Linked DNA regions of Homo sapiens: region 2 is linked to region 1. The links are chromatin contacts, found by Hi-C or POLR2A ChIA-PET in ENCODE. All regions are on one chromosome and are shown on one strand. Each heading gives the region's core, a stretch centred on a gene start or an enhancer-like site at or near the end of the contact. The rest is flanking DNA. Distances are from core to core; before and after follow the strand shown.

Region 1 (3,833 bases), core at 842-3,341:
GTGTTCATGCTCTTACTCCATCACTGGGAAGGTATACAGTAGAGGGAAAATGCAAGTATACTGCCTACATAATCTTCAGGAAGTCAAGAGCTATCACTTCATCCAGTTTGCCACACCAGAAAGAGGGAAATAATAGCGGTGGGAGTGACAGTAATGATTAAGAGGCATTGTGGTCACTTCACACCATCCATAGGCTGTCTTTTTTTTTTTTTTCTTTAGCTCCCCTCAAAGCACATGGACTAATAGAGTAACACAAACGAATTGGCATAATTCCTTCTCCTGCTATTGTTACTAGTTCAAGTGTGGGCACTTGCCCCAACTTGAGGCCAAGAGTATAGGGAGGATGTTTACTTGCTGCTTCTGGGAAGAAGCACTTTTACTAAATGAGACTTTCCCAAAGCTTTACTTTTTTTTTTTTTTTTTTTTTCTTTTTGAGGCAGGTTCTCACACTATCCCCAAGGCTGGAGTGCAGTTGGGATCTCAGCTCACTGCAACCTCCGCCTCCCAGGCTCAAGTGATTTTCGTGCCTCAGCCTCCTGAGTAGCCGGGACTGCAGGCGTGAGCCACCACGCCTGGCTAATTTTTGTATTTTTTAGTAGAGACGGAGTTACACCATGTTGCCCAGGCTGGTCTCGAACTCCTGAGCTCAGGCAGTCTGCCCGCCTCAGGCTCCCTAAGTGCTAGGATTACAGGCGTGAGCAACCGCTCCCGGCCTCCCAAAGCTTTAGATGAAGCTGACACTATGGAAACCTTGGCAGAAGATTAGAAAGAAACAAGTTCCTGATGGCATTGTTTAGCAGGCAAATCGATGTATCCCTGAAATCCAACATCCAATCTGAAGTTAAATGAGCTTTACCGTTCAAGCCACTTAGAGTTGGACTTTTAGTTAACTTGCAACCGAATATAACCGGCACATATGTACTAACCACAGTGATAATAATATCTGCACTACAAACTCACAATCGGGAGAGTAAAAGCTAATCACATATGTGAAACTGCTGTGTCAGCTTTATTATGCAAGTATTTGTTGCTGAGAGCCTCTTGGTTAAGATACTTTCCCTCAAGAGACAGAACTTGAAAAGAATCTTAAAGATGTGGAGGGCTTCGGTTGTTCATATCGGGATTTTAAAAAACGTCTCAACTGTGTATCAGAAAGCTTAAGACATTAAGATTCAAGCTGAACAGAACAGGAAATGCGGCAGATACTGTACATGACAAACTTTCTAGGAGGAAATGATTTACATAAAAGCTGGTGCCCAGCACAGGGTAAGTGCTAAATAACTGTTTTTAAATGTTATTTGGAAAAAAAAAAAAAAAGATTAATCATCCATGGTACAAAATTTAAAAGTTACATAAGTATGGAGTCTCGCGTCTTCCCTGACCCCCACCCCCAGTCATCCAATATATTTTTCCAGAACTAGTCTGATCATAACATATATACATATATAATTTTTTTCCTCACAAATGTCAGCATCCCAGACACTGTTCTGCATCATTTTTTTTTACAAATCACATAATGTATCTTGAAGGTCTTTCCATATCAGTGTCTAGAGAGCAGAGTCTATTTGTTTTTAAGAGCTGCAGACAACTTCAAGTGTGGCCCAACCATAATTTACGTTTCTATGAATTTAACCGGTGTTATCGTTGGACATTTTGACTGTTTCTGGCCGTTTGTGATGTCCAACAATGATGTAATGATTATCCTTGCAGGGACTTCACTTCGCAGGAGCAGAAGCCCATTTGCAGGATAAATTCTGAGTTGCGGAACTAGTGATTTACAGGGCAGAGGTGCAGTCTTTGTCTTAATTTCTGAATTCACGAATGTTGAATGTGATGAATTCGTGGGAAGCCCCGCAGGGAGCCTAAGCAGCTCTCCAGAGGCTGTGGTTGTCACGGATGATGATTGCGGGACCCGCAGACTGAGTCTCCAAGCGCTCCGCCCCGCCGCGCCCCTCTCCGCGGGTCCCACCGCGGACCCGCCCCTGCGCGCCCCGGGCCAGGAGCCCCTAGCTGCAGGACCAGGCACGTGCGATTCCACGTGAGCCTCCCGGCCGGAGCGCAGATGGGAAGTGCGCATGCGCCTACCGCCTGGAAAGTAGGTCAGACTCCTCCTCTCACGTGACCTGCTCCCCTTAGCTACCCTCGGCGCCTCCCCGCCGGGGCGCAGCCGGGATGCGCTCGGCAGCCAACGTGACGGGGCTGGGCGCGGGCGGCTCCGCGAGCGCCCAGCGCCCGCGAGGATTTGCCGGTTCTCCTCACACCCGAGCGCTCCGCTCAGAAGTCGGGCGGGCAAAAGGGAGCGCCTCGGGAAGTATCTGGGAGCCGGGCTGGAAATGAATGGGGCCCGGAAGCGAGCTCAAATCGCTGACACCTGGCACCGGGCTGCGTCCACTTTCATGCTTCCTAAGGCAGTTCTGCCTGCAAGAAGGGAACGCGCATCGCCTTTCAGTAGATCACACCGATCGTTTGCACGTTTGCATTCTCAATTTCTGCACTATATAGGGCAACTCAGACATGAAAACAATCTTTGTAAGAAGAAGTGGAATGCTAATGGTTCCTGGAGTTTTGCAGGAATATTCCACCGGCCCCATTTCTAATCTCCCACTCACTCCCTCCCCAAAGACACTCCTACTAGAAAGCTTATCGGTAGATTTCTCACCTTCCACAAGAGACTTCAGGGGCGCTGCTGCTGCTGCTGCTGCTGCTGCTGCTGCTGGAGGCTGGAGGGGGTTGGGAGCAGGGAACGAAGGCAGGTCTGAATTAGCTGAAGCTAAATTCTATATATCAGAAATAATTTTATTTATTGCCCCATTGCTTTCTGATTTTTAACTTGTTGCACAAATGACAGACTCTGCCTCAGTGAGTTGCAATCCAGTGGAGGGCACTAACAGGCAAAATCATGGGTTACAATGCAGTGGGCTATACATGTTTTAATAGAGGTGTGCCCAGGTGTTATATAAGCACAGTGGTGGGTACCCTGAGTCTTGAAGACTAAGTGGGAGTTAGCTGGCAGAGAAATAAGGCAGAGGGGGTGGAAAGTGTTCCAAACAAAGGGAATAACTAATAGTTACATAATATTTTCCTCTAAGAAGTTTTTACTATAATTGTCTTAGTCATGCATATGGTTAGAATATGTATTGTTTACATTTATATTATTCTAAGACAGTCTTGAATGAACATTGTTGTGCATGAGGCTTCCCCCCTCCACTTTTAATAACCCCTAGGAGTGGGATTGCTATATAAAAGACACAAATATTTTGTAACTTTTGATAAAGTATTGCCAAATTATTTTCAAAAATATGTTGTACTCATTTGTACCAATATTTAGCCTTCAGTCAGTAAATTGCCCGTTATTTCAAATCAATGAAGCCTTATGACATTAACACTTGATTCATTAGAATATGCCAGAAATCATAATACACATGCATTTCTGCTTTATATGACCCATGACAAAAGTCTAATTGAATTCAAGTTTAAAAATGGGAAAATATCGGATCAGTACATTTCATTCTTACAGGGAACACCTAACATGGACAAGGTGGGAGGTGGGGGCAGGAGTGAAAGTGGGACAAACTAAAGCCTCACCAAATGCCTGTCTCTGATTGCTCTTTTCTTACTGTACGTCTAGGGTAAGAGATAAAGCAGCTCACACAAGCCAGAACAAGCAAAGAGGTTTTCACACCCCTCTGCAAATGTCAGAACAGTAGCAGAATCAAAGGGACCTAGGGTTTGACCTCTTCAGAGGTCACTTTAACTTGCAGCAGAAAAGCTGATCAGGTGTTGATGAATTTCTGGAAGCCTGCAAGCTTCCTAACTCAATTTCTGTTGGCATC
Region 2 (3,860 bases), core at 414-2,913, 340 kb after region 1:
GATTACGCAAATACATGGAGATTTCAACTGTGTTGAGAGTTGTGAAGGAGGGTACACAATGGTTATAAGTGTTTACAACAGGGATTTTTCTAAGCAGGGGATCAGGAAGGCACCAGTGAGGAAGGAGACACCAGAGGGGGAAACACTGGGGAACACTGGGCAGCAGTGAACCAGATGGGCCCTCATTTCTTCCCTACCCACACATCTCTCCATGGCTTTGAGCACCATGTATGTGACGATTTCTCTCACACGTACACATTTAGTCCTTTCTCTCCTCAAAACTTCAGACCTGAGAGTTCACTTGGATGGCACACAGGCATCTCACCTTGGCATGTTCAAAGCAGAATTCTCAGTCCTGCTCACACCAAACATCAACCCTTCTCATAGCCTTTCTGTTTTAGTAAGTGGCACCACCGTCCCTCCAATTGATCAAAACAAAGGTTTAGGAATTCTTTCCGATTTTCCTCTTTCCCTCACTCCCCCTACCCCAAAGCAGTTTGTCAGTTAACACTGCCTGCTCCTCCCTTATAGTATGCAAAATCCACCACTTTCACACCACTACCCAGGGCCAAGACATCAACATCCCCTCTCTCGTGAACTATTTCAGTGTTTCCACCAAGACTTCATTCTCCACTTAGCAGCCAAAAGGTAAATCTCAGCTAAAAGGTAAATCCTATCCTGTCGCTCTTCTAAAATCCCTCCAGTGGTAACTGGAATAAAATCTAAACTCCTCCCACTGACTCACACAGCCCTACGACACCCGACATTCATAACTTTTGACTCAACTGTTACTATTTCCACTCCCACCCCGAGCCCCACCCCTAACTCCACTCTGGTCACACAATCCTTCTTTCAGTTCTTCAAACATTCCATGCTTATTCCCAGCTAATGGCCTTTGAGCTTGTAGTTCTCTCTTTCTGACATATTTTTCCTTGTTACTTTTGTCTGTCTGTCTCCTTTCGTTATCCAGATCTCAAGCTTAAATATTACATCTTTAGAAAGGTCTTCCCTAACCACCCAATCCAACCTACACCTAGTTTCTCTCCATCAGATCTTTTGACTTTAATTCTCTGCATGATGTCATCATGAGCTGCTATTTCTTCTTGTTTACTTCCTCTTTTTTCTCTGTCTGCCCTTCCCAACCCAACCCCTCCATACATGTCTTGAATTTTAGTTGTAACTCCAGTGCCTACAACAGTGCCTAACACATAGCAGGTGCTAGAAAATAATTTTTGAATACATGAACAAGCAAAGAGGGAAAGGACAATCACTCAGACAAAAGGAGACAAAAGGAGCATAAAGGACTGAAAAAAAATATTCAGCGTAGTGAGAAGCTGGGAGCACAGAGAGTAGGAGGGAGCAGGGTGAAAAGGACAGCGGAGAGCAGAAGCCTCCAGCCCACGCAGCACTCGGAGGGATTTTAAGGAGTTTCATCTTCATCCAAATACTAATGAGAAGGCAGACACAGGGCTGAGAAAAGGATAATATGCTAGTGATCTTGAACTCAAACTGAAAGAGACTTAATAGGAAAAATAAGGCCACTGCTGTAGTGATGGGCCCCCGGGTAGTCAGAGCAGAAATGCACTGACCCACATCAGTTCATTTCTCTCCCCATGGCACACACAGTCATCATCACTTCCAGCCTCGCCACCATGAAGTGAACAACAGCCCGTGGAATGAACTTTCACTTCTTCAAGAGCATAATGCTGCTTTCCAACCCAGGCCCGCCCTGCATGCGGTTTCCTCTACATACAAAGCTCCTCCAACTTCCACATGCCTAGTTAACTCCTTTTTTCCCCTTCATTTCTCTGCTGAAACCTCATTTCCTCAGGAAAAGCCTTCTTGGACCCTCTCCCCGCACCATACTGTGTCAGGGCCCACTGTTATAGTTCCCTGAACTGTAACTCCAAGAAATTACCATTCTTTCTTTCACAGCAGGAATCAGTATCACATGCGGTTGAAAATGAAAGCTGTTAGACTGCGTAGCATCCCACATTTTCTACGTGGTAGCTGTGTAAACATAGGCAAATTATATAATCTCCTTGAAGACTTCAGTTTCATTATCTGTAAAATAGGAATAATAATAGTCCCTACTTCAAAAATTTTTTTTTTTTTTTTGAGACGGAGTTTCGCCTTTGTTGCCCAGGCAGGAGCGCAGTGGCGCGATCTTGACCCACAGCAACCTCCGCCTCCGGGTTCAAGAGATTCTCCTCCTCTCAGGGGAGGCCTTCCCATGCCCCGACAGTGCAGAGATGCCCGACTGTGCAGTCTGGGTTTGGTGGCTGCAGCTGTGCCCGAGGGGGTGGGGCTCCTTCCTGCTCTGTGGAGTGGGAGGCCCGAGTCTGCAGCCATGACTTGGGCTGTTGTGGCTGCACCTGGGGAATTCCCTCCCCATCAGCTCGGAAGTGTTGTGATTCCCACTTGTTGCCAGCTCCACGGAGTGTGCAGCCCTGGCTGAGCTTCGCTGTTGCAGCCAGCGTAATGGCAGCGGCTGCCCCAGATGGGCTGCAGGCGCCATCATTAGCACAGCCCTCTATGAAAAGCATTATGGCTATTTCTCAAAGAACTAAAAGTAAATCTACCATTCAATCCAGCAGTCCTACTACTGGGTATCTACCCAAAGGAAAAGAAGTAGTGATATTGAAAAGACACCTGCATGTATATGTTTATGGCAGCACAATTCACAATTGCAAAGATAATGGACCATCAATTGATAAGTGGATAATGAAAATGTGTTATATATACACCATGGAATACTACTCAGCCATAAAAAATAAACAAAATGATGTCTTTTGCAGCAACTTGGATGGAGTTAGAGGCTATCATTCTAAGTGAAGTAACTCAGAAATGGAAAACCAAATATATATTCTGACTTCTAAGTGGGAGCTAAGCTATGGGTACACAAAAGCATACAGAGAGGTATAATGGACACTGGATACTCAGAAGTGGGGCGAGTGAGCAGGGGTGAGGGATGAAAAATCACATATTGGGTACAATGTACACTCCTTGGTGACCAGTGCACTAAAATCTGACTTCACCACTATACAATTCATCCATATGACCAAAAACCACTTGTACCCCAAAAGCTGTTGAAATAACAAGATTATATGTATATGCGATTATATATATATAATTATATATATGTGTGTGTGTTCCTGGTTTATTTTATATATATAATTTATATATATACATATATATGTGTGTGTGTGTATATATGTGTATATATATAAAACCAGGAGAAATTCTAACTGGGCTAAATATATAAATATATATTTATAATTTCTTGTTTGTTTGTTTGAGACAGAGTCTCACTCTATCACCCAGGCTGGAGCGCAGTGGCGCCATCTTGGCTCACCGTAACCTCTGCCTCCTGGGTTCAAGCGATTCTCATGCCTCAGCCTCTTAACGTAGCTGGGTTTACAGGCATGTGCCATCCTACCCTGCTAATTTTTGTAATTTTAGTAGAGATGGGGCTTTGCCATGTTGACCAGGCTGGTATCAAACTCCTGACCTCAAGCAATTGGTCTGCCTTGACCTCCCAAAGTGTTGGGATTATAGGCGTAAGCCACTGCACCCAACCTATAATTGTTTTTAATAATTATTATAGGCATTACAGCCCAAAAAACTGAATGACATTTCTTCACATGAATCTATTACTCTTACTTATACTGAGAAGTGGATATCATAGCATCCACTCACAACTTAACAGACTACTGACAGACACAGCACAAGGAGTTTTGCATTTAAGGTATCTATGTGATGTTCTTCTACGTGATGTTTCAGTTTTCAATTCCTTTCTCTGTACAACTGTAAACCTTCAATTAAAAAGTGCTCTGTGGGGTCATTTGGCCTTCACTTAG

Evidence for each region. Hi-C counts contacts between places; a loop is a spot of excess contacts on that map. ChIA-PET counts read pairs that join two places held with the same protein, here RNA polymerase II (POLR2A). Pooled maps may share reads with other maps.
Region 2: a pooled map shows a loop between it and region 1 (3-fold over the local background). The contact joins two enhancer-like sites. A Hi-C loop is called at or near these places in 1 of 37 single-sample maps with no recorded cell type and 2 of 50 pooled maps. POLR2A ChIA-PET finds 5 or more read pairs at or near these places in 1 of 52 experiments (T-cell).

What each region holds. Positions count from the first base shown.
Region 1 is chr17:55,236,365-55,240,197 of GRCh38, forward strand. No RefSeq gene overlaps it. Among named protein-coding and RNA genes, the nearest start is that of HLF, 27 kb to the right of the region's middle. RefSeq lists a silencer at 1,839-2,308. Within about 2 kb of position 2,092, at least 27 of the 41 ENCODE cell types and tissues checked have a DNase peak (open chromatin) inside an H3K27ac peak, as active enhancers do.
Region 2 is chr17:55,575,533-55,579,392 of GRCh38, forward strand. No RefSeq gene overlaps it. Among named protein-coding and RNA genes, the nearest start is that of SMIM36, 66 kb to the left of the region's middle. RefSeq lists enhancers at 482-1,681, 1,361-1,430. Within about 2 kb of position 1,664, at least 29 of the 41 ENCODE cell types and tissues checked have a DNase peak (open chromatin) inside an H3K27ac peak, as active enhancers do.